Regions from separate parts of the Mus musculus genome. Here region 2 is linked to region 1. Evidence: chromatin loops called from intact Hi-C (ENCODE). Cell type or tissue: left cerebral cortex. All regions are shown on one strand. Each heading gives the region's core, and the rest is flanking DNA. Links, peaks and the distances in the headings are about the cores only. Region 1 overlaps Marf1 (meiosis regulator and mRNA stability 1). Region 2 overlaps Ntan1 (N-terminal Asn amidase).

Evidence for each region. A loop is a pair of places that touch in the nucleus more often than their neighbours do. Peaks named below come from ENCODE experiments on the same cell type or tissue, not always from the same donor. Only the 100,000 strongest peaks of a DNase experiment are listed, where the experiment ranks them.
Region 2: a loop joins it to region 1, with 2.3 times the contacts of the local background. A loop is called at or near these places in 2 of 42 quality-filtered maps.

Annotation. Positions count from the first base shown.
Region 1 is chr16:14,115,014-14,131,513 of GRCm38, reverse strand. It overlaps Marf1 (meiosis regulator and mRNA stability 1), which reads left to right. Exons shown (of 27, transcript NM_001081154.2): 16 at 1-67; 17 at 1,648-1,868; 18 at 2,621-2,763; 19 at 2,870-3,003; 20 at 4,256-4,458; 21 at 5,345-5,572; 22 at 11,060-11,290; 23 at 14,019-14,231; 24 at 15,464-15,524; 25 at 15,673-15,789. Among named protein-coding and RNA genes, the nearest start is that of Marf1, 36 kb to the left of the region's middle. In left cerebral cortex, for the core only: a CTCF peak has its summit at 8,726 (motif pointing right); DNase peaks (open chromatin) are centred at 8,122, 9,782, 10,331, 10,924 and 2 more places; H3K27ac peaks cover 459 bases.
Region 2 is chr16:13,821,459-13,837,958 of GRCm38, reverse strand. It overlaps Ntan1 (N-terminal Asn amidase), which reads right to left. Exons shown (of 10, transcript NM_010946.4): 2 at 10,974-11,076; 3 at 10,834-10,899; 4 at 10,463-10,571; 5 at 8,881-8,954; 6 at 6,788-6,841; 7 at 6,299-6,352; 8 at 5,525-5,622; 9 at 3,165-3,278; 10 at 2,509-2,824. The coding sequence ends at 2,645. It overlaps Pdxdc1 (pyridoxal-dependent decarboxylase domain containing 1), which reads left to right. Exons shown (of 23, transcript NM_053181.3): 22 at 812-916; 23 at 1,344-2,259. The coding sequence ends at 1,600. Among named protein-coding and RNA genes, the nearest start is that of Ntan1, 10 kb to the right of the region's middle. In left cerebral cortex, for the core only: a CTCF peak has its summit at 7,315 (motif pointing right); a DNase peak (open chromatin) is centred at 9,387; H3K27ac peaks cover 644 bases.

The sequences.
Region 1 (16,500 bases), core at 4,072-12,071:
GCCACTGCTCAGAATGGCGTCAAAGTAGTGAAGTGGATTCACAACAAGCCCCCACCTCCCAACACTGGTAGGTGGGCCAGGGTCAGAGATTGAGCCCTAAACTCCCACCTGTCTTCTGGGAGGACAGGAGGAAGCTGTGGGTTTGATTTCAAACAGCAGCACCATTTTCACCAGAATGTCTCCTCCAATCTTAAAACTCCCCAGATGTTAAGGACTTGGTAGAACCTGACTTCTGAAGATACCAAAATTGGGCCAGCATGCTGGCTCAGAGAATAAAGACACCCACCATGAAGCCTAAAAATCTTAAGTTTGAACACCAGGATACACATGGTGGGAGGAGAGAGCCAGCTCCCATGTTCATGAGTGTACACACGCACACAAACACACACGCACACAAACACAGACACTCGTCCTTTTCTTTGACTCTAATGTGTCTTCCTTCTTCGGCTTGCACTTCTGTTTAAAGGTAGAAGAGTAACTGGAAGCCTGGCCTGAGTCAGCAGCTCTGGGGGAGGCCTGGACAGAAGCTCCTTCCTAAACCTTGTCCTCCTCTCTCAGTCTTAGGCTGCTCGGGGCAGACTCCACGGGAGACTCAGCCTCTCTCTGTGCTGAGTCCACAAATCCCCTCAACTTCTCGATAAAGTTTCATCTTCTTTTTTTTTTTTATTGGAAGTAGTGTCTTATATAACCAAGGCTTGTCATAAATTCATAATCCTCTTGCTTCAGCCTCCTCTGCCTCAATGCTGAGATTAATTTAAGGACATTTGCCGCTATACTCGCTCTATTTAGGCTTTTTTAAAAAAATAATTTATTTGTATTTATGTTCATTGGTGTTTTCCCTGCATGTATGTCTGTGTGAGGGTGTTAGAAACTCTGAAACTGGACTTACAGACAATTGTGAGCTGTCATGTGGGTGCTGGGAATTGAACCTGGGTTCTCTGGAAGAACAGCAGCCTGTGTTCTTACTGCTGAGCCATCTCTGCAACACCCTTTTCCAGATAAGCTTTTTTTCTTGTGTAAGCACTTTTTAAAAACCTGATGGAGCAGACCTGTTATAGCATTGAAGAGACCGACAGGAATATTGCTGTGAATGTAGTCTTCATAGGCTGGCCCAGTCCTGCTGGGGCTATAATGAGGTAGGTGGATAGATCTGGTTCTTCCTCAGTTTCCTGTCCTGTTCAAGTGACGGTTTCCCATAGCTTTCCGGGTAAAATTTCAGCTCTACTGTTGGTTAATTCCATTCTCGTGGGCTACCTTCCTAGTGCTTATCTGCACTGTGTCTGTGGGGAAATATGATGAGCAAGTTACAAATGGATCTTTGAAATACAGCCAGTGTAGTCTGGAAAGTCCTTGTTCGTCTTCACTTCTACCATCACCCTAGAGTGCTTTGTGGGGATTTTGTTGTTTTTTTTTTCTTTTTGAGAATTAGGGCAAATGGTTTGCCTCTCTGTGGTAAGTGGGAGGGTCTGGTCGTGTGGTTCTGTGGTGCCTGTGCGTAGAAGCTGAAACTTGAAACTGCTGCTTGCCTCTGCACAGTGATCCTGAGCTAAGAACACAAAAAAGCCTTTGAGCCAGTGAACCCATGCCTAAGGCCTCATGGTGTTTTGTTTTGTTTTTTTTGTTTTTGTTTTTGTTTTTCTTTTCTAGACCCTTGGCTTCTTCGTTCTAAAAGTCCTGTGAGAAATCCCCAGCTGATTCAGTTCAGCAGAGAGGTCATTGATTTACTGAAGACCCAGCCATCGTGTATACTACCCGTCAGCAATTTCATCCCTTCATACCATCACCACTTTGGAAAGCAGTGCAGGGTTTCAGACTATGGTTATTCCAAGCTGATTGAACTCCTAGAAGCTGTGCCTCATGTGTTGCAGGTAAAGGGTACAAGAGGTTGCTTGTTTAAAGAAACGAGTGTTCTTCTGTGACCTCAGCTGCCACAGCCAAATACTCAGACATTCTGAGCTAAACTTCCTGTAAGAGCTTGCTTCAAAATGCAGGAACCCTCTCAGGTGTTCAAGAAACTACAAATTTCCAACCTAAAAGAATTCCTTAGAGGCCTGTGTGCATTTTCCTTCTAGTCTCTAGGGGCTAACACTTGCTTTCCAGCAGTGTTCTCTAGTATGCTCATTATTGCAGGGGGTTGCTATGAGCATAATGCACTTACAAGTTGGTACCTACCAGGGTGTTAAGTGCTCTACCTTTCATGAGTTGGACATTAGTCACTTGATTAGGGTTTATTGTATCCTATCTAGACTGCCTATAACTTCCCTGAAGACAGTGTTTTAATAATTTCCTACTTGTTAAAAAGGCCTGAAAAACTTAATCTGTCTTTTAGAGATGAAATTAGTCATCTAGACTGGACATGTGCACTTCCTCTTTGTGCTCATGATCTTTTGAGATAATGGCACTTTGAAATAAGCAAACAAATGATCTTGGCCCCAGACAGTTGTGTCATTGTTCTTTTTAACTGTACATACTGAATTGTGTCCATTTCAAATTGTGGGCATTATATTTGAGGGAGATAGCTTGAGATTAACAAGAGCAAGAAAGACAGAGACAAGGTTGACACAAGAACGTATCTTTTGAGGTTTTCATAGTATAAGTAATTAGAACATTTCATTTTCAGATTCTTGGTATGGGCTCCAAGCGTCTGATGACCCTTACTCACAGGGCCCAGGTGAAGCGCTTTACTCAGGATTTACTAAAACTTCTTAAGTCCCAGGCCAGCAAGCAGGTCATCGTGAGAGACTTTTCACAGGCTTATCATTGGTGAGTTGATGGGATACTTTAAAAAAGAAAAGCAGTCTTTTGTAAAGCTTGTTACTGTGGCAGTGATTTTACTCATTCTTTGCCCATTTCCCATGTTAAAACATAGGTGTTTCTCAAAGGACTGGGATGTCACGGAATATGGTGTTTGTGACTTGATTGATATAATATCAGAGATCCCAGACACAACTATTTGCTTGTCCCAACAAGATGACGACATGGTCATTTGTATCCGAAAAAGAGGTATATGGAGGGATGTTGTCTACCTCAGTGGTGCTATTGTTTGTACTTTTGAGACCTGACTTCACTGTATAGCTCAGGCTTGCAGTAGTACTCTGACCTCAGTCTCCTAAGTGTTGGGATTGTGGGCATGAGTCTAGTCAGTGTTTACTTTTAAATGGAAGAGTTATTTTAATTGTGTATGTGTGTGTGTGGAGGGGGGGTGCACTTTCTTTTCTCTTTCCATAGCTCTTAATGGTTCCTTTGAAAGTGTAGTTTGTAACATTACCTGTGTTCTCTGGAAGAAGGGAAGCCATGTGCCCTGTAAGAACACACTGGTTAGTGGGGCACCTTTAATCTCAGCACTTGGGAGGCAGAGGCAGGCTGATCTCTGTGAGTTCAAGGCCAGCCTGGTCTACAGAGTGAGTTCCAGGACAGCCAAAGCTATACAGAGAAACCCTGTCTCGAGGGAAGAGAAGGCAGGCAGGCAGGCAGGCAAAGAATCTACTCAAAGGGGAGAAGCTCTAACCAGGGTTTTGTTAAATGCTTCCCAGCTATGTGCATGTTTCTAGTGCCCGTTATCTGATGGAGAATCCAATTTAGCTCTGAGAATTATTTCACCATGCATATTTTAGAAGAAAACAAACACAGAGGAATGTGGCATTTGTCTTTCCAGTTGTAGTTCAGTCAAGTCTGGGAGATACCCTTTAATGCCAGAGAGAGGGTCTCTGTGTCCCTGAGGTCACAAGCTTCCGGAGTTAAAACTAGTAGTATCCTTTTTTAATCAATTTAAAATGAACAGATGTGAAGATCAGTATTTAAGTACTTTTTTGTTTTGTTACAGTTTTGATGCCTAGTAACTCCTTTCTGCTGATAACTTTTAACTGGAGATCAAATGAATAAGCAAACACATGAATGCTCAGAAGTGTGATTTTACAAAAATAACATCTTATTGCTTGAAGCACCCAGACTTCTGTGTCTGTCTTGTTCACATAGGTGTAGTAGACAGGATGTATAGAAATTGTCCCTATCTTGTAGGTGATGACGTGTATTTTACACCTCCCACAATAGCACCCTTGTTTCCCAGGATTGTGCCTTGAGCCTGTAGGAGAACCACTGGCTCCAAGAACCTAGTTGGAAGTAAATGTACTTATTGTGTGCTGTGTGGCTGGGGAAGACAAAGCTGATCTCTTGTGACTCCGACAGAGCTCCTGCAGGGTTGGTACTGACCACAGTGGGTGGATGCCTGACTTATAAGGTGCTTTATTTTTTAAAGAACGAACTCAGGATGAAATAGAAAGGACAAAGCAGTTCTCCAAAGATGTTGTGGACTTGCTGCGCCACCAGCCCCATTTCAGAATGCCCTTCAACAAGTTCATTCCCTCTTACCACCACCACTTTGGCCGACAGTGTAAACTTGCATACTATGGATTTACCAAGCTGCTTGAACTTTTGGAAGCCATACCTGAGATTTTACAAGTAAGTGAAGAGGTTCTAATTCTTCAACTGTTTTTGTTTTTGTTTTTTTGTTTTTGTTTTTTTTGTTTTTTTTGAGCAGTGTATAAGGGAGGTGTTACTGTTTCTAGTTATGAGTCTGAAATAACCTCATCAAAAAAGCTGTATTGTTGACCTGTTAGTAAATTAGGTTAATGTGCGATTTGTTCTATAATCTCAGAATTTATGAGGTGGTGCCTGGGGAGTTCTGTGATTAAAGCCAGCCTGGGTTAACCAGCAAAGACTCCACCTCAAAAATAATCTTCAGGGTTAGAAAGATGGTTCAGTGGTTAAGAGTGCTGACTGCTCTTCCAGAGATCCTGAGTTCAGTTCCTAGCAGCCACATGATGGCTCACAACCATCTGTAATGGGATTTGATGCCCTTTTGTGGTGTGTCTGAAGACAGCTACAGTGTACTCATACATTAAATAAATAAATAAATCTTTAAAAAGATAGTCTTCAGCTTGTGTTAGAATAATCACTGGAAATAGGATGAGATGGTTTAAATATTAAACAGTATTTTTTGAGCAGCATTGTGCTTTCCAAACACCCTTGGAGGTGGGGTGGGAGTACTCATGCCAAGCTCTTCCAAGCAGGGCTGGACTTTTGTTATTAGTTTTATTAACATCCTTCATTCCAAAAGTGTTAAAACTTTTTGTTGTTATAAAACATACATAACAGAATTTACTGCCAGGAAAAAGAATGTCTTACATGTGTATTTGAATGCTGAGGGAAGAGCTCTTGTAGAAGTGTGACTTCGTAACACATTCCCATCTTAAGTGACCAATGTGTAGTGTTCCGTGCCACTTAACTTTACCTATAATTATGTGTTCAAACCCCCACCCCTCCTTCTGCCCTATGTGTTTCTAAGGTGTTGGAATGTGGAGAAGAAAAAATCCTGACTTTGACTGAAGTGGAGCGATTCAAAGCTCTAGCCGCCCAGTTTGTTAAGCTTCTGCGGTCCCAAAAGGGTAACTGCCTTATGATGACAGATCTGTTTACAGAATATGCTAAAACTTTTGGTTATACATTTCGTCTCCAAGACTATGATGTCAGTTCAGTCTCAGCTTTGACACAGAAGCTCTGCCATGTTGTAAAGGTAAGCCAATGTCCTTTCACTGACAAGGCTGTGGCAGGTCTGTGTGAGGTGTTGTGTATACTGCAGCATTTTGGTTGTGTGTACCCTGTGTGACTTGCTGATGCTTTATAGCTGTGTGTCATTGAAACCTTAATAGGTACTAGTAGGTGGCTTGGTTTGGCACTTTAGATTTATAGTCTAGGGAAAAACTACCAGGAGGAAAAACTGGAAAGGGAAGCAGGAAGTGGTGGCATCATCAATCAGAGGCTCGTAGGGAATCTGGTTATATACTTATTACTGACAGAGTAGAGGTGGAACTATTACAGGAGATGGGAAGGAAGTGACCAGTAGCATTCCGTAAGACTTAGGTAGCAGGAGGTGACTGTCTTGCTGCTGAGAACAGCACTTAGAAGACTCTGAACAATGAAGTGTCAAGGGAAAGTGGCAGCAGGATTTGCTACAGCTTTTGGCTAGCTTGCTTGTGAGGGGAAGTGAGAGAGCCACAGCTGATCACATGGGATGAAGGGAACCAATGAGCTGCTGGCTTGATGTCCAGGTACTGCAGTTAAATGTGTTTGAAAGTTCCAAAGAACAATGACTTGAGAAGTGAGCAGACACAGGCAAGAAGGACTTCTAGGGTAGTGTGATGAGGAGGTGGGAGATGAACCATAAGGAGGGGCTGCCTTAATCTTTCACAGGAATTAGGGCTGTTGGATGGGATCTGATAAAACTAAATCTGCCCCAAGAGCTAAATGTTCACCAGGAAAAGAATGCTATGTTATCTTTAAGTGGAAGGTTAATGTAGTAGAAAATAGTTATAAATCCTGGCACAGGGTTTCTTAGACCATTTATGTTCCCAGATGAAATACACAGCCTTTATATTTTTAAATAGCCTTAGGCAGCACAATAGCTGGGCAGCTGCTTACCCCTCCAAGTTATCACTTACTATTTAACATGTTTCATCTGGGCTGCTCTTAATTACAGTTGGGCAGCCCTCAAGGCCACGCTCTCTTGGCCCTTGGCTGTTGCGAGAAATATTAAAAAATGAACCATCATGTTCCTGCACTTGTGCCAGCAACGCTCTCCCCAGCGGCCTCGCTGGCCATGCGCTGGCGGGCAGTGACAGACCTGTTTGTATCTCTTGGAGACTCTGACTCAGTTCCAGAATGTCTCCAGCCAGCCCACTAAGTTCCCACTGGTGAGTCTCTACCACACCAGCCCCATGCTCCAAATCCCCCATGGCCTTTGTGAGGCACCTCAGGCAAACTCAGGCTTTGCTGTACCTTTCTCTCTTGAACCCAGTTGAGCCTCTGTGTGAAGGAAAACACAACACAAACTTAGTTCAGTTCAGAAACGACAGTAAAATCCTAATCTTGTAGGCCTTATTAAATCTAAATCCTTTGGTGGCTAATCCTGACAGATCTGCCATTGAAACTGGGAGACTCTCATAGCTACATCTTGTCCTCACCCTATCCCCATCCTAAAAGACCTCTCTCTTGCTTCCTCTCTTCCTCCGTCCAACCCGTAAGTCCCTCTTACTCACCCGGTGATTAGCTCCTTTTTTCACTAGGGGATTGGTTCACAAGAATAGCACCAGGTCCATCCATAACACATGGCAGCTCTCTTTCTCCCTCCTGCGTATCCTTCTTCTATTCTATGACTGCTCTTTCTTCTCCCTCCTCCTGGCCCTCTCTCTCCAAGCCCATGAAACCTAAACCCTACCTATATCTGTTCTGCCCAGCTATTGACATCTTTATTTACCAATCACAATTAACTGGGGACCTTGTCACAGGGGCTATGGTACAGACTCCAGGTCTTGTGGCCCCTCACTTAGCATTACAATAGACAGTAAAAGATACACCCTCCACAAGTTAAGGCAACTGTTTAAAGAAAAGAGGGCTCAGAGCTTAAGCTAGAAGAGCTCAGAGAAGGTGTGACTTGTGGAGTCGGGTGTGGAAGAGCACTGTGCACGTGGGGAGCTGATGCTTGCCAGGGATGAATGGGAGGGATGAGTGTGCCATAGAGTGCCATGAGTGTGCTGTAGATTCAGAAGCTGATGTCTGGGCACATGGTGGGAGCTGGCCAGATGGCCACAATGGAAAGGACGTAAGGGGCAAAAGAACTTAGACTATTGACAGCAATATCAGTGAACCTGTGGCCCTTAGTGCTAAGATAGACAGAAAGCTGAGTAACAAAAGCCTGGCTTATAATCCCAGGACCTAAGGAGGCTGAAGCAGGAAGACTTGAAATTTAAGGCCAGCCTAAGCAACTTAACAAAACCCTATCTCCAACTTAAAAAAATTAAAAATAAAAATAAAAAGACTAGAGTTATAGCTCAGTGGTAGAAAGTTTGCCCAGCTTGCAAAGCCCTGCATTCAGTCCTCACTACTGAGGCTAGGGAGAAACAGAAGCAGGAGGAAAGGATCATGTGAGACTTGAAAGAAGATGGGGAATTGAAGACAGTAGCTCTGTCTAGGGGGCAGGAACAGATCCATCCTCTCCTTTCTTATGTAATTAAAAGGCAGGCAAGGAGTGTTAACAGAAATCCTGAGGAGTCCTGGCAGAGCCAGCATTGATATGTGAGAAATGGGAAGTTTGAGTTTCTTTTTGGCATTCTCAGTTTCATGGGCAAAAATAAGAATAGACTCAAAGTGGAAGCTGGAGGTTGCTTATTAGAGTTTTAAAGAAAAAAATCCCCAGACTGGCAGTCTGTAAATCTTGCAGTGTCTTGAAGAGAATCGAATGGAGAAAAGGGGGGTGGGGGTAAGACATGCCATTTGAGAAGCTAGCACAGAGGTCAGCCACATGGCAGGGAAGGGAGTTTTACAGAAAATGTAAGGAAGCCCAAAGTACCAGGGAACATATGCTTAGGCTCTGGCCATATCTGAAAGAAAAGACAGAAGAGAAGAAAAAGGAAAGTTAGGCCTTCCAAATCAGGATTCTGAAAGATGCGCGGGCCCAGCCAGGCTTCATGTTGGCTTGTGGGTGGGGGTTGGAAATTCTGGAAAGGAAAAGGACATTGTCTTATGATAAACCCACCTCTCAGTTAGCTAGGCCTTTGTCCTGCCCAACAGAATCAGCTGTTTTCAAAGAATATTTATTTGTTTATTTTTATTTATATGGGTATTTTGCTTGCATGTATGTCTGTGCACCACATGTATGCAGTGCCTATGAAAGCCAGAAGAGGGCATTGGATCCTCTGGGACTGGAGTTAAAAATGGTGTGATCTGCCAAGCTGGGAATTGAACCCTGGTCCTCTGGAAGAGTAGCCAGTATTCTTAACCAATGAGCCATCTCTCTAGCCCTTTTCTTACTAATAGAAGGGCTGAGCAATGAATTGCTTCTGTCTTCCATTCCATGTTTACCCCAGACACCCTATGATGTGTATGAATGAAGAATTTAGAAGTAGGTAAAGACAGAGCCTGGAATGGATCTCTCTGGAGAAGTGTCTGCAGTGGAATCAATTAGAAGTTGAGGGATTGAAAACCATGATATGTATGACAGGTCCAGGTCTCCCCAGTGTCCACTGGCCAAGATGTCAGTATGGGTGGGCTTAGGTAAATAGGAAGGTTGTAAGCCAGGACTAGGGAAGGATGTGGCTCCCTTGGTTGAGTGCTTCCTCACCATACACTAAGCGCTCAATTGCTTCATCCCTGTGCTGCATAAATTGGACGTGGTGTACCCTACTGCAGCCAGGGTCTGTGTTGATATCTATGGCCCATGTTACTACCAAAGGCCATAGCCATGCTGATGTCCATTGTCTATGCTGCAGCCTGAGGTCTTGTTGATGTCTGTGGTTTGGACTGCCTCTGAAGGCCTTTCTGGGTTCATGGTCCTACTGAAGCTAGGGTCTGTGTTTGTGGTCTATGCCAGAAACCTTATGGAAGCCCCTGATTCATGTTCCCACTGACTGTAAAGAGCAAGGAAGGTACTTCAGCAGTAGTATCAGTGACTGTAGATGCATAGATGAGAGAGAGGGACATGGAAGGCTTCTGTGACAACCGCTATCCCTACTTCGAGCCCCACGACAAAAAAGGAAACAGCCATTGAAAACAGGAGGCCATTAAGGACAACTCTTTAAAAGTATGTTAAGGATGCAGAAGTGTAGTTCTCGGCTATTGATGGCTTCTAGTTGGGGTTTGGGGAAGGAAAGACTCAGTTGTAGTTAAGAGGCGAGCCACTGAGAGTTTGGTCATGCTCCAGTGAGTAGATAAGTAACACAGATCGAATGTGGAGAGGGGGTGTTACAAAGTGGGGGCGGTCATGGAGGAACTGGGAAGTGAGTGTGATCTGGGTGTATAATATGAAATTCTCAAAGAACTAATATAAATATTATGTTGGGAAAAAAGGCAGCATTGGCAATCATCTAGGATTCTAAGATAGTAACTCAGATGTTTTTGACTCGTGTCTGCTGATTGAGTGCCTGCTTTCTCATTTATTTTTTAAAGATTTATATTTATATGTATATGTGTGTTTGCCTGCTTGTTTGTGTGTGCATAAGTATCAATGCAGTGCCTGTGGAATCCAGAGGGCAGCATTGGATCACCTGGAACCAGAGTTACAGGTGGTTGTGCCTCCTTATATGAGTGCTGGGAACTGAACCTGGGTCCTCTGCAAGAAAACCAAGTGTCTTAACTGCCGAGCCATCTCCAGTCCCCTCATTCCCCTACTTTCAAAGCAGGCTATGTGAACAGCTCTACTACCACTGTAGGAGTGAGAGTCTGCTACCATGTTCCTACCTCAGTTCAGAGCATGCCTGGAAAGTAAAGAGATGCTGATGCTGGACTGAGTCCAGAGTCCTAAAGAGACAAGCATATGTGGCTGTAGGCAGGGAGCCATTTGATCCTCACAGAAGGCAAAGCCATTGGGCAAGAAGCGTACGGGGACAAGACTGGATGTACTGGCAGGTAGTGCGAGAGCACAGAGCTCTGTCTGCTGCCTGCAGTTAAAGATCATGGCGGGTCCTGAGGAAGGCAAGAGGTCTCAAACACCAAGTGCTTGTCTCTGCTCTTGGTATTTGGTGCTCAGACAGTACCATGTATCTTTCACAGGCTCCCCAGGTGATGTTATAGATCTTTCAAAGGTTCCCCCAAGTTCTTTGTCTCCTTGAGAATCTGAAATGTTCAACTAGATGCATAGCAGATGAAAATGGCCATCTTTAAAATTGGCTCTGGGATATCAGAGAAATGCAGCTTTCCCTGTGGTCACTAGCTTAGCCAAGACCTGCCAGCTGGCCGGCTGTCTCTCTGCCTTAGGGGAAAAGCAGGAAGGAGGAAACAGCACAGAAGAAGAGAGAACCATGGCAGTGTCTCCAAATGTCTTCGAGATGAGTAGGTGGAGTTTGGACTGTAAGGAGGGTAAAAACAATTTCTGCTCCAGTCTCATTCCAAGTGTTGTCTGCTATCACAAAGAAGCCCACTGCCGCTTGTGTGTAAGGGCCTCTGTTGGTCCCAGTAGCTAGAATGGATGATCTGAATTGGGTTTGGGTTTGCATTCTCCTTTCTGTAGGTTGCTGATATGGAGTCTGGTAAACAGATCCAGCTGATCAATAGGAAGTCTCTGCGGTCTCTCACTGCTCAGTTGCTGGTCTTGTTGATGTCTTGGGAAGGGGATGCTTATCTTCCTGTTGATGAGCTCAGGAGACATTATGAAACCACTCACAGCACTCCTCTCAACCCCTGTGAATATGGATTCATGACCCTGACTGAGCTACTGAAGAGTCTGCCGTACTTAGTAGAGGTATGTGTGTGAGTGGGTCTTCAGACCCATCATTATCGGAAGTGTCTCAGCCTGGAGTTCTGTGAGGTCTACCATAGTATATGTAGAGCTGGAAGGGTACTAGAGGTCTTAAGACTGGCTGGACATTTTTCTTTCTTTCTCTTAGTAATGTTTTTATCTTTTGGAATTAAAATATCATATTTCTCCCTTTCATTTCTTTCATTTCCTCCCCTCAACCCCTTCCTCTATCTCTGTCAAATTCATGGTCTCCCTTTTTTAAAAAAAAAAAAAAATTGTATTATTACTTACTCTTAGATATTTTACTTTATGTGTATGAGTGTTTTATTTGCATTTATATATATGCATCAAATTATGCCTGGTACCCACAGAACTGAGAAGGAGGCTTTGGAGCTCAGGAAACTGGAGTTATGTTACTAATGGTGGTTCACCACCATTTAGGTGCTGGGAATTGAACCTGTGTTCTTTTCAAGAGCAGCAAGTATTCTTAACCTGCTGAGCTATATCTCTCTATCCCCCTTTTCTTTAAGTGGTGGTGGTGGTTGCGGTGGTGGTGTGTTCGAGTACATGGTAGCAAGTGTGTGGAGGTCAATTTCCAGGAGTGGCTGGACTTTATACACTTGCTGAGGCATTTGAAGTTTTATATATATATATATATATATTTATATATATATATATATATATATATATATATATATATATATACACACACATGCACACACAATGTAAAAAATGTTAAATTTCCATTAATCCTGAAAAAATAGTTAACTGCGGCTTTTTAAAGATGAAGATTTTTTTTAAATTTTATGTGTATAAGTGTTTTGTTTGTTTGCACATTGTACATATAACTGGTTCCTGTGCAGGTTGGAGAAAGGTTTTGTGTACTCTGGAACTGGAGATGCAGATGGTTTTGAACTGCCATGTGGGTGTTGGAAACCAAATCTAGATCCCCTGCAAGAGCTGGAATTATTCTTGCTGCTGAACCAGCCCTCCAGCCCCAACTTCAGCTTTAATAAAAACCAAACAAAACACTTTAGAACATGAAAAGCAATGTGTATAATTTACTTTTTTTTTTAATTGCTTTTGTTGGTTTGTTGTGCTGGGACTCAAACCCCAGGCCTCATGCATGCCAAGCAAGCATCTTGCCACTCACTGAGCTAAGCCCTATCACATCACCTATTTTTATTTTAATCTTAATAATACTCTCTTAAACTGGGCGTGGTGGCGTACGCCTTTAATCCCAGCACTTGGGAGGCAGAGGCAGGTGGATTTCTGAATTCGAGGCTAGCCTGGTCTACAGAGTGAGTTCCAGGACAGCCAGGGCTAAACAGAGAAACCCTGTCTAGAAAAAAAAAAAAAGAATAAAATAATACTCTCTTAAAAGAAAATGAATCTACAGAAGATGTCAGCAGATAAAATTTGGCCATGTAGAGAATAAATGATTAAACTGTCATCTTGTGACCATGTGCTAGGTCAATAATTGAAAGAAATCAAGTCCTTCTTGATTTCTAAATGATATTCTAAATTATGCCGAACTTTACCCCAGCCCCAAGTCTGACACTTTAAAACTGTTAATTACATCCTACCAAATGCAAGTTCTGAGCATCGTGATAGAACGCTGTAAAGCAGGTGTACAAAGCAAATACTTGATGATAAATGATAAGAACATTTGTTTTGTTTTGTTTTGTTTTGAGAACATTTGTTTTTAAATGACTGATTGGTATGCATGCAGTTTTACCATTTACAAACTGGTATCGTGTTTTGCATATTGAGATGGATGTTCTTGTTTGTTTTCATGTAAAAGAATCTTAGCTAGATCCTGAAGATATAGGATCTAAAGCATCTTCACTGTTTTCAAAGTTGAATAATAGCAGAAAACTGCTATGAGCAGAAAAACACAGCTATTAATAGCATACCTCAACTGCAAATCATTTAGGCAGCACTTGTTGGAGTTGCATGGATGACAGCATGTGTGGCACCGAGTGTGTGATGCCCCGTGGAGAAGTGCTGCTGCAAACACCTTGGATTCATTATCAGTTTGGCTCTTGAAGTCGTTTTTTGATGGTTGGGATTCAGAAACATTATTTTAAAGATTTATTTATTTATGCATGTGAGTGCTCTATCTGCATGTATGCCTGCATGACAGAAGAAGACCTCAGATCCCTTATAGGTAGTTATAAGCCACCATGTGGTTGCTGGGAATTGAACTCTGGAACTCTGGAAGAGCAGCTAGTGCTCTTAACTACTGAGCCATATCTCTAGCCCTCAGAAACATTTTTATACTGCCAGTTTTTTTGCGGTCCTCACATGCAGTTTCAAAAGCTGGGTACCAAAAGACATAGGGGATTTGTGTATGTGTTTGCAAGGATGACCACTATTTTCTGTCTCACATAACCTCTGATGAGGTCTAGTACCCACAGTCACTGTGTGTGTCTATCTGGCTTCCCTCACCTTTCCTGTCTGCTTGCATTGGGATTACAAGTTCCCTACTTTTGTTTCTTCAAGCTTCAACAGTATTACACCTGCAGAGAAATCAAAATTGCCTGGGTTGTTGAGCCTTGACATGAGCCTCTCCTAGGGCTCTGGGAGACCAGTCTATGAGCCCCTTTTAGAGTGCTTTTAGAAGCCAAGGTGATTTGGGGCCTTTGAGTGTTCTTGGCAGGAGGCCCTCACTTCAAAGCAGACAGGGCCAGTCTCAGGAAGTTCCTAATCTTCCTTTCTTCTGGGCCAGGTTTGTACGAACGATAAGGCAGAAGAGTATGTGAAGCTCACAAGCCTGTACTTGTTTGCAAAGAATGTGAGGTCTTTGCTTCATACCTATCACTACCAGCAGATTTTTCTTCATGAATTTTCCATGGCCTATAACAAATATGTTGGAGAAACACTACAGCCCAAAACTTATGGCTACAGTAGTGTGGAGGAATTACTGGGAGCCATCCCACAGGTAGGTGTTTTCCTCAGCTTCTGGGAAAGTTGTCTTCCTGAAAAGCCATTGCTGATTCCTGATCAGAGATGTAAGGTGTCACCCGAGTGCTGCCAGATAAGATAAATGATTTTAGTGTTTCTCAGTGACTTTTATAAACCTTTATTCCTGTGTGCCAAGTAAGTTAGTTTCAGGCCTTCCTTGTAGGAATGTGGTCAGTGGTCACCTAACCAGACAGGACACCTAAGCAGATGCCCTGAGTGTAATGTAGCCAGAACTGCGTAACTGTGACCCCTGTGCTCAGTGGATATAGAGAATGGCCCAGGCAAGGCCCACTTCCTGAGCATAGCAGTCTTGGAGGGGCAGTATCACAGGTGTCTGTGAGCTACTGTATAGCAGAAAGGCATAGGCTGTCGTGGTAGGTGATGTGACATGCACGATGAAGAATAGCCAGCAGCTGTGAGAGGCAATGAAACTGTTCTGGGAGATTGCTGCAGAAAAATAAAAGTGAAAAGTGCAAGTGCTAGAGCCTAGAGTGGGAGTTCTTCCAAGGCCCTTGCTCCTCCAGGCATGAGCTTCCCTGTACTGTGGAGGAGTCGGAGGAGCCCAGCTTTACCTTTGGAAAGCATTACAGCTGTCCACAGAAGAGCTGAGGGGAAGTGGAGTGGGGAAAGAAGCTATGCAGGATCCTGACTGCTGCCCAGGCTCCAGAAGGTATTGGCAAAGGAGTTGAGCTGAGTTAAAACAAACTCTAAAACCCAAAGTATTCTAAAACCTTCTGAAGGCAACGTGATAACTAAACTGGGCAGCCCATATCTGACCTCCTGTGATGGATTGCAGTCAGAACACTTTTCACTTAAAGTGCCTTCAGGCTATGTGTATACAATGTTTATGAGATATAGTTGGATTTCTAGTTTAAGTGCTCCTAGACCCCCAAGGTACCTCACTATGTATAGGCAGATATTCCCAAATCCAAGACCCTCTTGAGTCCGAGCATTTGAAACAGAAGGTGCTCAGCCTCTGGTGAAATAGTGGAAGAATGCCTGGGAGCCTAGGCCTACTTACACCCTGACCTGGCTCAAGGAGTGGAGTGTTGCTTTAGGAGCTAAAGAAAGCATAGGCAAGCTCTTGGCATTTGTTGAGTTCTGACCCTGGTATGTGAGAAGCAGGTACAAGAGTCCTCACTCTCATGAATGTTAGGGTACTTTCCTCTCTTTCTCCACTGCTTAACCAGGAGTATGTCTTGTGTGCAGGTGGTCTGGATAAAAGGACATGGTCATAAGAGAATTGTAGTGTTAAAAAATGACATGAAAAGTAAGTAAGCTCCCCTCCCCTCCCCTCCCCTCCCCTCCCCTCCCCTCCCCTCCCCTCCCCTCCCCTCCCCTCCCCTCCCCTCCCCTCCCCTCCCCTCTTGTGATTCTCTCACTGACCTTTCTCTCTGATGGGCACGCTTGTCTTCTAGACCGCCTAAGCTCATTTGACCTTTTCTCTGTCAATCATGAAGACCAGCCTGCAGTGAGCAGGCAGATCCTGGCGGTGCCAGAATCCCATCTAGCCTCAGAACTCCAGCTCCGAACAGGTACTGGGTACTAGAGGAAGATGAAGGAAGTAGACAAAGCCTTCAAGTTCAGAGGGTGTTTGGGGTGGAACATGTGGAGGAAAAGGACAGTGGGCAATTTCATTAAAGTTAAATATGCATTAAAATTTTAGATGTATCTTATTTATATATATGACTGTTTTGCCTGCATGTATGTGTATGCACCATGTGTGCATTTGTTGCTGAGGAGATGGGAAGAGGGCATTGGGTCTCCTGGAATGGTAGTTAATGGAAGGTTGTGAGCCACTATGTGGGTGCTGGGAGCCAAATTCAAGTCCTCTACAAGAGCAACAAATGCTCTTAACTTCATGAGCCATTTCTCTAGACCTAAATATTCACTTTTTTCCCAGTGCAGTTTGGTTTGTAGTTAACAACAGGTCTACATGTGCTAGTATTGAATGATTGTCTGTGTAAGTTCCTTAAAGAATATCCCAATTCAGGTGTTTTGTTTTTGTTTTTGTTTTTTAATGCTTGCCAAAATGACTGTTTAAAACTGTGATAATAGAAGGAAAGAGAACCCAACCCCATTTGGTATAGAGTACCAGGAAGGGTAGACGGAAGTAGATGAAAGGGTAGGTGAATTTGTGCTGATAGTCGAATGAAATTTTGCTAATGATTGGTCAGAGTGAGTGGGTGGACTATGCTGAGTTGGGTCATCAGGGTTCTTGCTTGGACTAGATTTGGAAAGGATAT
Region 2 (16,500 bases), core at 4,108-12,107, 290 kb after region 1:
CTGCCATGTCATCTTCCCCAGTCCCTGCTGAAACAGTAAGAAAGCAAGTAGACACTTGATCCCATGTGCATTGCTCTTCCTTGGAACATGGACATGGATGTCCAGTTGGCCAGGTCTGGGAGCAGCACACTGTAGACACTGGCATAAGGACTGTTGGTTCCCTACAGCCCTGCTGAGTACTCTGTGCAGGACAGGGCTCCTTCTGAAAGGGGAACCTAACGTTTATAGCACACAGCACTGGATTTTTTTTTTTTTTTTAAAAACCAGTGACTAGCAGTATTACCAACCTTCTGGAAGATTAAAAACTGTGATGCCTTTCCTATTCTACAAAAAAAAAAAAGCACCCAAAATTTGATGTTCCTTCCTTTGGTCCTTTTCCAGAAAATAATGTCTGGATTCTCACAGTAGCCAAAGATAGCGTCAGATTTTCATAGTATGGTGGCACAAGAATATAATCCTGGCATTCAGGAGGCCAGTCAGGGTTATGTGAGACTTTGTCTCAAAAGACCATAAACAAGTAATGCTTTATCTGTCAGACATCAGCCATTAGCAGGAACATGTGCTCTTTGATGCTAAAGTGCATTTCCCAGCTGAAGGTGGGTCCCGGCACACTGCACACACTGACTGAGCACCCCAGGACTGGAGGCTGGGGAGAGATGTGAGCAGCTACAGGCTAGGTTTACTCCAGTCAAAGTTAGTGGGGAGCCAAATGGCTATAGACCTGGCTAGGACACAAAGCCAATTGAGGGCAAGTGACATCTCAGGATGCTTATGCCAGGAGCTTTTGCCCACTCCTTTGTTTTTCTTACAGGCTCTCTGGAGTCCACAGAATACACCTATGTCCACAAAGTACAAGGTACTGGGGTGACACCACCTCCCACACCCCTAGGCACTCGAAGCAAACAGAGGCTTCCAGGTGGGTTAAACATCTCCACATTTCACCATCATTAATAGAAGAAAACTAGTTCTTTTCCACTTAGGGAATGAACTCCGCATGCTGTTGAGATTCCTCTCTTGTTCCCTTATGTGCCTTTGTTTTCTTTAATCCAAAATTCCATTCCCCACACTGAAACATGCACCCATGATATATTCCCATAGAAGTGCCTCCATGGTACTCCAAAGGCAAGCATTGATTTAATCGAAGTGCTCACTCCCATTAGGGTCACCATAGAATCTCTGACCTGGGGAGCATTTTAGTGTCACAATCTTCTTTAGTTCCCACCTCACCTCTGAGATGCTTCTAAGCCACAATTCCAGCATTTCTGCAAAAATCAGTGACCATCAGGACCACAGAGCCTTTGCATATACTACCAGTTTCAGGATAGTCCGTCTCATGTCCCTAGGTCAGAAGCCTTTTAAAAGGTCCCTGAGAGGCTCGGATGCTGTGAGTGAGACCAGCTCAGTCAGCCACATTGAAGACCTGGAAAAGGTGGAACAGCTGTCCAGTGGGCTAGAGCATGACAACCTAGAGGCCCACAGCCCTGAGCAGCCTCCCAGGGCCACTGATCTCACGGCCAGACAGACTGAGGCCCTGCAGAACCAGGCCCAGCATCAGGAAGATGACCATTCACAGGTAGAGGAACTGGAGCGCTTAAGATAAGCTCAGTAGTGCTGGGCTGGAGGCTGTACTAACTGTCGTTTCAGGGAAGGTGAAGTTCTATGGAAGACGTGAACTATGCCACATGTTAATATGATAAAAACTTTTGTTGTTTGTGCTAAACTGGGAGTTTTGCACAGACACATGTCAGAAAAGCGGGCTTTCTAGGGGGCAATTAATTATTTTATCTGTAAGTAGAACAAATGACAATTGACTATTTTGGCCTGTCCAACATAGGCATACCCTTTCTTCCTGTACCACACATTTTGTACTGAGAACCGTGGCCTTCAAGCACCTGCCACTTGAAACACTGCTCTCATGGCTCTGAAGCTAATCGTGATGAAGCTGCATACAGTGACTCTCCAGGTTCTCCTCCGTCTGTCGTAGTAGCTCTGTAGGTCAGCCGAGTTGTGGTAGGTGCCTGCCTCACTGGTTGGCATCAGGAGCTCCTCTGCCTCTGTCCCCACTGCTGCTTCTCCGGGAGCCTAAGTAAGGACTGTCCACATGAGCTGTGGCTAGGACTGCCCCTTGCTGCACCTTTTCTCCTTACACTCTGTAAACAAATGTAAGGACTCACCTGTTAATAGAGTAATTAACTCTTAAGATCTCTTCCTGACCATATTTAAGTGTATTTTTAAACACTGGTAATGCTTTTAAGTTGGTGCCCAGTGTGCACTGTGCTTGTGTTTATTTGGGACAGAAAGCCGCCATGACGAGTCAGTGTCGTCAGCTGTGCAGCACGGTAAGGCTGAAGCAGACAAGCCCTCGGCTAAAAGTAACTTTTGAATAAGGAGTTTTCCCGACCAACTTGTCTGTGAAGGCCCTGCCAATGAAGCCAGTGGTCTTGCTTCTCTCCCTCACTGCTGAGGGAATGTGGACTTTTTGTTGCCGTAAAAAGTCATCTAAACAAATTGCCTTTGCCAAAATAAGATTTTATTTTGAAAGACAGGAAGGACGGAAGAAGTAAAAGTGTGCAGGTGTAGATTCCAAACCAGCAACCATCTTTATCAGGTGAAGATGAATTCTTCAGTAAACTCTGAGCTGATGTTAGCTCCCTGGAGAGGAGATCTTTTCCCACAAGCCATCTTTATTTTTTTTGTAGAGGAGAGCTTTATTTCCAGGAAAGAGTATATTCTCTGGAGATGGGAATTTTTTTAAAAACATCAAGGTAGATCTAATATGTTCAACAAAGTGGGGGGGCTCGGCCAGAGGAGACGTGGAAAGGCTCTGAAAAGACAAGATGGTGGATGTGAGAGGACCAGGCTGACCTCTCATTCAACATCAGAGTAGCCTTGGGCTGCGTACACATTTACTGGGCTAGTTTCAGTGTGGTGTCTGTACATCTGGGGAAACACACACTACATTGCTTACTGCTTCACCTGTATAAACAGCTGCCAGGATGTCACTAATCCCCCACTGCCGTAAAGGAAAGAGACACTGCCAGTGGCAACAGATAGTCACTCTCACCCATTGAGGAGAAGCAGCCTTAGCTGGTCTAACCTTTTTTTCTTACAGATGGGAACCAGGGTGCAGAGACTTAAGGTTTAGCCGACCTGTAAACTCTCACCTCTAGGATTTGCTTGTCATCTTGCTGCAACCAGAAATCCACTTGTGGGAATGGCGTCCAGGAACACGGGCCTATTCGGAGTTGTTCTGTCTTTGCATCATAAATGCTAATCATCTAAAAGAACCATTTCCATGACAAGCTGTAAGGACACTGCCCTACCACTGCTATAGGCTAGTTCCAAGGTTGTCTGTCCCCTTAGCTGATAAGCTGCGCACATTGACCTCCCGTAACAACAAGGCTGCCACCACCAAATGCTTCCCTGTGCACTGCTGTGTTTACTTTTGATGGCAAGCCTACAAGAAGACAACATGCTGTCCTCTCAAGGGGAAGCTGATGGTGAGAGGTCTCAGGTCACATGTCCAGTGAGCAGCAGCAGGGCCTCAGAGCCAGGTAGGTCTGACTAAAGCCTGAATTCCTCATGGTTACACAGAATACCACAGCTCCTTATTACCACCCCAAGCAAGTAGTCATCATGTCACATAAAAGAGTTCACAGTGCCCAAGACAGACAGCTCATACCTGCCATCAAACACTCAGGAGGCTGAGGCTGACCCAGAGAAGAGCACTGTGGGTTCCAGGACAGCCTGGATGACAGTGAGGCCTTGTCTCACAAAAGGAATAAAAGAAAGGTCTGGGTCTTTTGCTTTTGTTGCTGTTTGTCTGTCTTGTTTTTGAGACAGGGACTGACTGTGGTAGACCAGGCTGGCCTTTAAACTTTGGGATCTTCCTGCTTTAAAAGTGTGCACCGCCAAGCCGGGCGTGGTGGCACACACCTTTAATCCCAGCACTTGGGAGGCAGAGGCAGGCGGATTTCTGAGTTCGAGGACAGCCAGGGCTACACAGAGAAACCCTATCTCGGAAAAACCAAAAAAAAAAAAAAAAAAAGTGTGCACCACCATACCTCCCCTGGTTTTCTGTGCTGCAGTAGGTCTCACATACCTTGGGGCTGGTCTCAACTCCCGAATGTGGGATCACAGGTGTGCATACCATCACTACCAGCTCTGTGGAAGCTGATTGGCCATTCCTTGAATTCCCAAATCATGCCAGTGGGAATTTTCAGTTTTGAAAAGAGTACTCAATATTCTAATTATTAACTAAATAACAAAAAGAATCCTTTGCCACAGTTCCAAGACACCCTAGGCTACATAGCAAAACCAAGTCAAATGCAAAGTTTTTAAAGACAAGATTAGGACTCCTGAAAATTATTAAAAGACTGGCAAAACAAATGTCTGTCTCTGAACATTTTCCTGAGATGTTGTTAGCACTACACAAACAAGCAGACTTGGAGCTTGCTGGGGCCTGCGTTGCTGGCACATACTTGAGACCAGGCACCTGTGCCCTGTGTCTTCAGTTGTTTAAGACAAGACAGGACCTCCCACTGAAGCGGAAACTACATATTCAGCAAGACTAGAAACCTCAATCGTCAGCCTGTCTCTTCCCCAGTACGAGGACTGGAAGCATGCACAGCACACCCAGCTTCTCATGTCAGTGCTACAGATCATGCCTACATAGCATAACATGTTTACATGTTACATAGGATCGTGTTTGCCTTGACATCCCAGGCTGGCCTCTACCTCACAGCAATCCACCTGTATATCTCCTGAGTGTTTAGATTAAAACTGTGTGCCAGGCTCATTCTGTACATTGTAAATTCTTCTAGCTTCTACCAATTCTTCCGATGGGATGAATATTAAGCATCCTAGAGACCAAGACACAGTTGTACACTTGTGTAATCCCAGCCTGGGAAATGTTGAAGCTCTTACATAACAAGCTCTTATCTAAAGATAAAAGGGCCTAGGCTAAAAGTGCTCGGTGACAGAGCACTTACCCAGCATATGTGAGGAGCATCTTGAATCCATCCTTAGCACTACTAAAAACAAGGAAAAATATAGTGCCCTAAGGAAGTTAGACTTTAAAACTGACTAAGTGACTCACTAAACTACTACTCCTTGGTCACTTCCGTCCCTGCCATCCTCTCTATGGGAAGACGTCCCAGGCAGGCTGTTACTGTCTCTTCTATCTTCCAAGGAGAGAACTAGTGTCTGGCACTTAGAACCTAAACTCACTTAGAACCTTTTTTTTTTTTTTTTTTTTTTTTGGTTTTTCGAGACAGGGTTTCTCTGTGTAGCCATGGCTGTCCTGGAACTCACTCTGTAGACCAGGCTGGCCTCTACTCAGAAATCCGCCTACCTCTGCCTCCCAAGTGCTTGGATTAAAGGCGTGTGCCGCCACTGCAGGGCGAACCTCTTAACTCTTGAGGAAGTGGGCTGGGTAAGGAGGTGGCCATAGCTTTTCTCGGGTCTAAAAACTTGAGGCTCTTGGGGTTCCCTCTTTATCCCACAAAAATAGGCTCCCACTCACTGGGCCTCCTGCTAAAGCTCTTGCAGCACGCAGTTGCTCCTCTGGACCACGATCTTGAAAGGAAGCTCTGTAAATCTCTGCAGTTTTAATGTTGACAGCTGCAAGGGACAAGGGAGTGACTTTAAATCGACAAAGATCCAAATCAGACTTCACATTTCTAGCACTCCACATAAGAAGCAGAAACAGAAAGGAACGGGAGCTGAAGGAAGTCTGAGGTGCTGACAACCTCTGAACCAGCACAGAGAGAAGAACAGCCCCAGACCTGCTCTGGACCCTTGCGGCATGTGGTTTCAGAACTCTGCTGCGACCACAGACACTTGTGAGGCTGCAAAGTGACAGAGAATAAAATAAGAAGTGCCTGTGTGCTCACCACCCAGCTAGCTAAACAAGGATACACCAGAAGCCCTTTGCAATTTGCTAGCCTCAGAACTGAAGAGAGGAGGACCCTGGGCTTCCTTACTTCATTCCCAGAATATATAGAGATCCAAATACCTCACACCTTCCCCATGAGCACTGGCTAGGGGGGAAAAACGCCAGACCCCTCCCCTCCAGTGAGGCAGTGTGACACTGTGACATGTGACACTGTGCTACAGGAATGAGTGTGGGGTGCATAGCCTGTGCTGTACACTGGCATTAACAACCTCACAGCTAAAAGGTTAGTCAAGGTTGGCCTCTTGCCCAGGGTTTCCAAACTCACCAACAGACCTTTAACCTAACACAGTCTGCTATGCCCACATGCACACCATATAACCCTCGGATACAAACGCTACTTACCGATGCCATAAATGATTGGAAAGTGATTTTCATTTTCTTCACGGTCATTTAACTCTAAGAAACAAAGGGAAGTAGAAGCACTAAGCAGTTGTTCCTCATAGAGGAGAAGCTCAGTCAGTGCAGAGCCCCAGGGGGCACTGGCCAGCCCAGCCCGCCCAGGAACAGAGAAACCAGACAGCGTGCCTCTGCAGAAGCAGCATGAACATCCAGGTCAGTTGGGTAGGACCCGGTGGCAAGACGTCTGCCTAGTGATAAGGAGTAGTGGGCACAAGGCATCCAATAGGTGATGGCGGTTAAGAGCACTGACTGCTCTTCCAAAGGTCCTGAGTTCAATTCCCAGCAACCACACGGTGGCTTGAAACCATCTGTAATGGGATCTGAATCCATCAACAGTGTACTCACATAAAAAAATAAATATTAAAGTAAAAAAATTACAGACAAAAACTTCCTGAGCCCTTATACCCCTTTGGGAAATGTAGCAGAACTTACCTGTTACACATAATGTCACTAAGTGAATGTCATCATCCTGTTTGTCAAATTCACCTACAATTGATGTCAAAAAAGTGCTCAAGTTAACAGGGATATGTGAGTGTGGTTAATATATATATATATATCATGAAAACGTTCTAGTAGGGTCCTGGGCAGGGTCCTCAACTGACACAGTAATTCCTAGCATGCTCAAGGCATGGTGCCACAATTCAATTTCAAGTCCAGTCTGTGCTGCATAAAATCCTGTCTCAAAAGGGGCTAGGTGAGAGTAGAGGTTAGGCCAGCAAGAAGGCGAAATATGTAAAGGCTCTTGCAATCTCTGTTCCGTATATGGACCCACTCCCCCAAGTTGACCTCACCTCCATGCTCAAGCTATACGGTACACATGTGACCTAATGCTCACATGCACTTAAATGAAAAAGAAAAGAAAGTGGAGTCTGTTCCGTCTAACTAACGGGGCTGGAGACGTGGCTCAGGGGTTAAAGCACTTACTCTACTCTGACAGAAGGCCTGGGCTCAGGTACCAGTGCCCACAAGGGGGCGTTCTACGGGGAGACTGACTTTTTTGAGTCTGTTAGAGCAAAAGAATTGTCTTTATGTGTATAAGAGTTTGCCTGTGATGTATGTGTTCCATGTGCGTAGTGGTTCCGGAACCACCGGTATTGGAACTGGAGTTATAGACAGCTGTGAGCTGCCGTGTTGGTATTGGGAATTGAACCTGGGTCCTCTGGAAGAACAACCAGTGCTCTTAACCACTGAGCCATCATTCCAGTCCCCAGAGCAAAAATTTTGTGAATGTTTTTGGACAAGAGAACAAAAGTGAGTAGGTTCTGAGTGCCCATCACCCCACTGTAGGTTACCCTTCAATTTCTGTGCTCAGCTAAGCTCATAACAGAGACAACAATACACCAGACACATCATATAGTTTTATATTCTAGTTGCTTTTGTTAGACACAGGTTCCCTTCCCACCCCAGCCCACCCCACTCCAACCCCCACCCATGCAATTAAAACTTCTTAATAAGGTATATTTGACACAGGGTCTCACTACATATCCCTGGCTGCCCTGAACTTAGTAAATACATCAACCAGGCCAACCTGAAACTCAGATCCACCTGCCTCAGCCTCCCCGAGCGCTAAGGTTAAAGAGGTGTTCTACCATAGCAAGCTTTCAACTGTTTTTTGTTGGTCTCACTGTGTAGCTCAGGCTGTTCAGGAATAAACAACCCTCTGCCTCACTCACTTCCCTCCCAAGCATTGGGCTGCAAGCATGGACTCCACGCCTGGCACAGTAGGTCACAGCTCCTAGGAGATTTGTGACCCTTCTCAGGACACTGGGTGTTCCCTGTTGTCAGAACGATCATATTGTTCATCTGTGCGTCAGAATCTCTGAGCAAATGTTTGGTTTTTTACATTTTCTTACTTGTGTGTACTCGCTGTGAAGCATGTAAGAAGGTCAGAGGTCAATTTACAGGAGTCAAGTTTCTTCCAAAGATCAACTGTCAGGCTTGGTGGGAAGTACCTTACCCACTGAGCCATCCTGCCAGCCTCTCTCTGTGCACACTTTAGATGATTTTCTTAGAATGGATTCTAAGAAGGGGAGTGAACCTTTCAAAGGCTTGAGCCACAATGCCAGGTTCCTCGATGGCAGGCTGCTCCAAGGTATGTGTGTAGCACTAGTGAATATCTATTACACAACCGAAACATAACCGTGTCTTCTCTTGTACTGATCTAACAAAAAAGGCTATCATTGCTGTTTTCATTCTCTCTCTCTCTCTCTTTTTTTTTTTTTTTTTTTTTTTTGGTTTTTCGAGACAGGGTTTCTCTGTGTAGCCCTGGCTGTCCTGGAACTCACTTGTAGACCAGGCTGGCCTCGAACTCAGAAATCCGCCTGCCTCTGCCTCCCGAGTGCTGGGATTAAAGGCGTGTGCCACCACGCCCGGCTGTTTTCATTTTCTCAAGATTACAAAGACCGCTCCTGCCAGAAGAGTAATTGTTTCTATACAGCTCAGAGTATGTGCTCCCTAAGAATTCATTAACTCCTGTTTTAAAAGAGCATCTTGACAGTTTGTAACTGTAGTGGGGGTGAACTTACTGAGAAGCTGATGAGTAAGTTTCTGTGACAGCTGCCTGTCATCACTGAAGCCTCCCACAAGATGTACTTCCAGCCTGCCAAGAGAGGTACAGTGGTCAGAGTTAGGACAAGACTTGACTGTGCTGGTTTGAAGGTGATAGTTAGTGGCTCCCATGAACAGATACAACAGGCTTCTCACAACACATGATGAAACTACTTGTGGGCATGATAGGGCGCCATGGGATGTTGCCAAGGCTAGTAACAAATCTGTCACCCAGGGTCCTCAGTGCAGTGTCACCTGGCCTCCCACATGGAATACGCTAGAATTTCTCAGTACCTCTACCAAAGAGCATCTGGGCTGTGGCTACCATGGCTTTGCCACGGCTCCTACCAGGCTAGCCTCGATATCCACAATAACTAGACATTGTCTGCAAACAGACCAGACAGTTATGTTCTGAGAACCCTTGTGGCTAGCCTGGGCCAAAGCAAAAGGAAAAGGCAATTTTAGAACCACACAAGTCAAAAAGCCCGTGAAGCTTGCCAGCCTATGGCACAGACCCAGCCACAAGGTTTGAGTTTTAAAAAGGGCTCAGCGCCAACACAGTTAGCATATGCAAGGCCCAGAATTCAATTTCTAGCATATATATACATATACAAAGTTTAAACTTGGTTTATATTTTAAGGCTAGCCTCAAACTAAGACATCCTCCTGCCTCTGTCTCCCAATACTGAAATTAAAGGTGTGCTATCATACCTCTCCCCATTTTTTAATTTACTTATTGCACTATAAAGCTGACCAATAGTGCCCTCAAGACCCTAAGTACCTGTGTATGACTGTACTAGTTCCTTCAAAGCTACCAAGAAAATAAGAGCCAAGCGTAATAACAGAGCAAGTGGACCAGTTATGTGAGCAAGTGGGTCACAGGCCAGAACTTAACTAGCTGTGTGGCTTTGGTAAATGGCCATGTGTCACAGGGTAAGGATGAAATGCTGAGGGACAGTTAGTCCGGGCTGGTTCTTACCCTACACCCTTGCTCAAATTGTTGGCCTGCTGAGGTGTGTAGCACTGTCATGCTCAGCTGACCCTGCTGCCTCTTTAGTCCTTCCTACACATTTACTCACCTGCCTGCTTTATGTAGAGTATGAACACTGAGCCTACACTGAACAGGAAGTTCTTGGCCCCAAGGACAAGTGGCTCCCACAGAAATACCCCTTGAATAGGCCACAACACATTAATACTTGAGATGCAAAGATCCCAACATAACACAAGTTCAAAGCCAAACTCAGTTTAAAATTGAGCACAGAAGCCCAACATATAATCCTGTCACTATGGAGGCCAGGGCGAGAGGATCATGAGTTCAAGGCCAGACTACATAGTAAGCCCTGTCCAACAAAAAGTCCAGTGCTGGCTTGTTCCTCCTGTCTAACCATCCATCCATTCATCTATCTACCCATCCATCCTTTTATTCTTCCATCCACCCACCCAGCCACCCACCCATCTATTCCACCCACCCAGGCAGTCAGTGTAGACACCAGCCATGCTCATGGTGTACAAGCACAGGGCATCCTCCACAGTGTCCATACAGCAACAGCATGGCACTGACCTTCCACACTCAGCATGTTCAGAGAAGGATTTTATGGAGCTCATTATCAAGGGGACTTCAGCTTTGGTGTCAGATCCATCACAATGTGTCAGGCAGGTTGCCCCATTTCCTGGAAAACAAGGGTAAAAGGAGTTATTCTTTATATTCTGGCAAATGAGACATGTAGACCACCTCATCTTTAGGCACCCTGTAAGAAAACTGAAAGACTCCATGCTGCCCAGCCAACCCATCTGACCAGGGCACCAGGGAGACGCTATGCAGACAAGAAAGATTTGGCTTCAAATTTTACTAGGAAACTCAAATGAGAAAGTCAGTGGTTCCATGTGGTTGGGATGGCTTAACAATAGTCTCCTTCATCTCTGTCATCATACCTGTATGTCTCAGGACTACAATGTGACAAGTGGTAGCATCATCAGAACCCAGAATGGAGATGGAGCCTGTTTAAAAAAGAAATAACATGAAATACCCAGTAGCTTTGGGATACGGCCCAATGCACTGCTTCCTAACCTACCATCCTTTGGGGAGGTCACTGCAAGCTCTCTTTGCTGAACATACAGAAGGCCCTGGGGTCCCACTTGTTGAACAGACTGACCTCTGAGAAGTCTGGCTCTTTCCTGTTTAATTGAAACAGAATAAAATAGTGGTGTGAATTAGTGAGGCTTAAAGATCTAGAGAGGTGGAGAGAGCCAGTGTGTACTCAGAAGTGGGAGACAGGCCGCATGTCTGAACTGGGCTGCACTGGCAACAGAAGGCTGATGCGGAAAGGCAGTAGCAACATTCCTTCTGACTAAACAACATGTGACACAGATCCCAGTACCCAGGAGAGGGGCCAATCCTTCACCGAGTTCAAGAGTTTGAGACTTAACCTTAATTTTGCTGTCTCTGTCTGTCTGTCTCTCTGTGTCTGTCTCTCTCTGTGTCTGCCTACTCCTCCCTCCCCCTCCCCCTCTCTCCACAGTAATTCAGTAGTTCAGGCCGCCCTTACCCTGTCCATTCTGTCCTCCTACCTCTTGAGTGCTGTGATTATAGGTGTGCATCACCATTTTACAAGTGTAAGAAAATCTGAGCCAGGAGTGGTGGTTCATGCTTATGGAAATTACAACACAGCGAGACTGAGGCTGGCTTTAATGCAGAAGAGGCCAGTCATGGTAGGAAACACCGTCATCCCAACACTCAGGAGGCAGAGGCCAGCCTGGGCACATACTTGTGTGGGGGGAGGTGACACACTACTGACATGAATTCTACTCTCCACCGTGCAATAAGCAAGTCTCCTCCTGTGTCAGTATCCTGCGTCAGTCCTGCACTCACCTCTACCATTTCTCATGCCTGGTGCAAGTTTGTGTCTAATTACTTAATAAAACCCAAAACTACCGGATGAACTTAATGACCAGTCTAACTAATTAAGCACTGTCTTCCTTTAATGAGTACCCATGTTTCAGATGCTAGGACATGAGAACTGAACTAGGAGGTTGTGGGCTCAGAAGTCAGTCTCCAGCAAGGTTGGGGTGGGGCACAGGAACGCAAAAGAAACTACAACTAAACCACATAACCTCCAACTGGTGAGACAGTGTGGTTATTGTACAAGCCAGGGTAAATGTGGCTGTCTCACATTCCATCACACCCCAGCTCAGTGACACATGAGTTCCCACGTCCCCATCCCTGTCCTCACCTCCTTTGGGAGGGGTTAATAAGACAGATTCTTACCACTCATGTACAACTGGCTCACCACCAGGAAGTAACGTGAGAACAAGTTAGCATTCAAGACTAACACAAGAAAGGAAAGCAGTGTGACCAGACATGGTCATGCCACAGAACACTGGCTAGCACACTCTCTTCCCACTTGATAAAAGCTGTTTCTAAATGAGGCCTCACTTCAGCACATTTGTGTGCAGGAGAAAAAGGGAGATCTGCAGATGTATGGTGGACATGCATGAGTGAGAAGTGTGCATGTGAGAGGTGTGCATGTGTGAGAGGTGTGCATGAGTGAGAGGTATGTGTGCATGAGTAAGGTGTATATGTGTGAGAGGCGTGCATGAGTGAGAGGCGTGCATGAGTGAGAGGCGTGCATGAGTGAGAGGCGTGCATGAGTGAGAGGCGTGCATGAGTGAGAGGCGTGCATGAGTGAGAGGCGTGCATGAGTGAGAGGCGTGCATGAGTGAGAGGCGTGCATGTGTGAGAGGCGTGCATGTGTGAGAGGCGTGCATGAGTGAGAGGCGTGCATGAGTGAGAGGCGTGCATGAGTGAGAGGCGTGCATGTGTGAGAGGCGTGCATGTGTGAGAGGCGTGCATGAGTGAGAGGCGTGCATGAGTGAGAGGCGTGCATGAGTGAGAGGCGTGCATGAGTGAGAGGCGTGCATGAGTGAGAGGCGTGCATGAGTGAGAGGCGTGCATGAGTGAGAGGCGTGCATGAGTGAGAGGCGTGCATGAGTGAGAGGCGTGCATGAGTGAGAGGCGTGCATGAGTGAGGGGCGTGCATGAGTGAGAGGCGTGCATGAGTGAGAGGCGTGCATGAGTGAGAGGCGTGCATGAGTGAGAGGTGTGCATGAGTGAGAGGTGTGCATGAGTGAGAGGTGTGCATATGAGAGGTACACACATCTGAGGTGTACATATATGTGCTCCTGGAAGCCAGAGATCAGTATCATATGCCTTCCTCTATTACTTTGTCTCTTATTTCTGTTTTCCTTTGTGTGTGCATACACATACACATGTGTGAGGTACCACATACATGGCTTGTACATGGAGCCCAGAGGGCAACCCTTAGATATTAGCTTTCTCTAGCATGTATGTTCCAGACACCAATCGTGGTCATTGGGCTTGACAGCAAGCATTTACCATGTAGCCATCCTGACTGCCCTGCCTTAGTGTTTTGAAACCAAATCTCTCACTGACCCTGGGGCTCACAGTTTTGGCTAGACTGGCCGGTCACCCAGCACCCGGATCCATGCTCCACCCCTTGGCACTGGGATTCCATAAGCACTCTGAAGCCTTTTGCGTGGGTGCTGGGATCCAAACTCAGGTCCCTGTGCTTGCCCGCAAGCATGTCATCCACTGAGCCAGGCTTTGTCCCATTCTTCCTAAAGTAGCTGTGGCCCACTCGCCACAGGGTCTCATGTTTCTTTGTATTTAATCCATGTGCACTCAAGTGTCTCAGTCCCTTCCTTTCCCAGTGACCTACTGAAAGGCACTGCTTTTTTTTTAAAGATGTATTTTGTCTATGTATATGAGTACCATTGCTCTCCTCAGACACACCAGAAGAGGGCATCAGATCTCATTACTGACGGTTGTGAGCCACCATGTGGTTGCTGGGAATTGAACTCAGGACCTCTGGAAGAGCAGTCAGTGCTCTTAACCGCTGAGCCACCTCTCCAGCCCAACACTGCTTTTTATGTTTGAGGTCAGCAAACGTTTCTGTCAGAATGACTAGATGAAAAGCCTAAAGGTTGGCTCTTCTTCCAGAGGTCCTGAGTTCAATTCCCAGCAACCACATGGTGGCTCACAATCATATGTAATAGGATCTAATGCCCTCCTCTGGCATGTCCGAATAAATAAATCTTAAAAAAAAAAAAAAAAGAAAAGAAAAAGAAAAAAGAAAAGAAAGAAGAAAAGCCTAAAGGTTAAGGGTCTCTAGTTACGCAGTGAAAGAGCCAGAGCGATGGATGTGGTTGTATTCTAATAAAATGTGACAGGTACCGGGCGTGGTGGCCCACGCCTTTAATCCCAGCACTCAGGAGGCAGAGGCAGGCAGATTTCTGAGTTCGAGGCCAGCCTGGTCTATAGAGTGAGTTCCAGGATAGCCAGGAGCACACAGAGAAACCCTGTCTCCAAAAACAAAAACAAAAACAAAAACAAAAAAAGTGACAGGTGACATGGAAATTTGAATTCATGTAATTTACTGTTATAAAATATTCCTTTCACTTCTTCTGCCAGTATAGCTTAAGAAATAGGCATTGTGTGTGGCCAGTGAGAAAAGAAGAATTCTTATCTGCAACTCTGAGGACCAGCCCACACCTCTTACCCTTCTGCTATGTTCATCTTTCCCTTCCAATGGCACTTTTCTTTTTTTTCTTTTTTTTTTCTTTTTTTTTTTCTTTTGGTTTTTCACAGGGTTTCTCTGTGTAGCCCTGGCTGTCCTGGAACTCATTCTGTAGACCAGGCTGGCCTCAAACTCAGAAATCCACCTGCCTCTGCCTCCTGAGTGCCGGGATTAAAGGCGGGCGCTTTTCTTTAAATGTGAAAGTACCTGCTCCACAGTGAATCGTGGGCTATGTACCAAATTAATAGCAGGAAGTTTGGGTGTGGCTTAGTGGCAGGGGTGTGGAGTGGGAGGCCCTGGGCTCCATCCCCAGCACAGCACAGAAAACTCTAAAAAAAAACCAGCAGAAGTCAACACACAGTGAGTGCCACTCATGAGTGCCAAGCCCTAAGTTTCTGACTGCTGTCTACCCTGGAACATACTGTGTAATCCCCAAATGGCCTATCTCAGCATACTGACTGCTAATGCTTACGGGCCTCTCCACGTGTGCTCAGTTAAGTTTTTGTATTAGCAGCCCCACATCGCTAGGGGCTACTGTACTGAATTACACAACAAAGTGAAAAGCAGACACCAGGGTTCCAATCCTAACTTCTTTCTAAACTTGGGGCCTAGGACAGTCACACTGTATCACGGTTATTGCTGTTAAGAAACACCATGCCAAAGGCAACTCTTATTTTTAAAAAAAAAGAAGGAAAAAAAAGCGTTTAATTGGGGCCTTGCTGAGAAGCACACAGGCATGCTGTTAAAAGCAATAGTTGAGAGTTTTGCAGCAGAGAGACACTGGGTCTGTCATGGGCTTTTGAAACCTCCATACCCACCCCCTCTGAGAAGGGCACACCTCCTATTCATTCCCAAATAGTTTTACTAGGAGCTCAAACATATGAGCCTATGTGGGCCAGTCTCACTTAAACCACCACACTGTGTCTGATCTCACAGCCCTCAACCTAGTAAATAAGAGCAAAGATACTCTCACAGCATGGGGCCTTCTACTGTGGTTGACCAATGGGTGCCTAAAATCAGACAGCAGTAAACCCAGACATACTGGGGAAGGAGTTTAACAGTAGCAATATGGGATTGCCCTAACAACAAGCTATGATGAAAGGTGTTTCAAACTTCCTAGCCAGCATGGTGGCATCTGCCTGTGAGGCTTCGAAGATCATGAGTTGGTGATCAGCTGGAGCTACAGTGAGACCTCTCATGAAAGAAGGGAGGACTGGGAGACATGCACACGACAGTTAAGTGTTCTGGAATTTTCCATCTAAAATGTTCAGGCTGGGGTTGCCCAAGGAAGTGTAACTGCAGGAAACGGGGAGGGGTACTAATCAGGCTTATGACCCACTGGGGCCGTGTACTCATAGAACACAAGAAAGAAATACAGGGAGCCAGGCATGGCGGTGCAAGCCTTTAATCCTAGAATTTGGGAGGCAGAGGTAGGCATATCTCTGTGTTCCAGGACAGCCAGGGATACAAAGAGAAACCCTGTCTCACACTACCACCACCATGACCACCACTACCCCCAGAAAAAGAAAAAGAAAGGAAGGAAGGAGAGAAAGGAGAGGAAGAAAGAAGAGAAAGACAAGAAGAGAAAAGAGAAAAGAGAAGAGAGAAGAGAAAAGAAAAGAAAAGAAAAGAAAAGAAAAGAAAAGAAAAGAAAAGAAGAGAAAAGAAAAAAGAGAAGGAGGAAGAAAGAAAGAGAAAGGAACGGACAGGGCACAGAGGAATAAGCCAGCCATGGTAGTTTATAGTTTACACTTGCAATCCTAGAACTTACAAGGCTGAGGCATACATGAGTGTGTGGAAGGCCAGCCTGGGCTATAGAGTGAAACTGTATCAGAAAAACCAAACCAAACTAAACAAGACAATATATAGTATGCTGTCATTCAAAAAGTAGATCATGAGTGGAGAGGGGAACTGCAGTCAGGATGTAATAATATATAAGAGAATAAATAAGAGAATAATTTTCTTATAACTTTTTTTTTCTTTTTGGTTTTTCCAGACAGGGTTT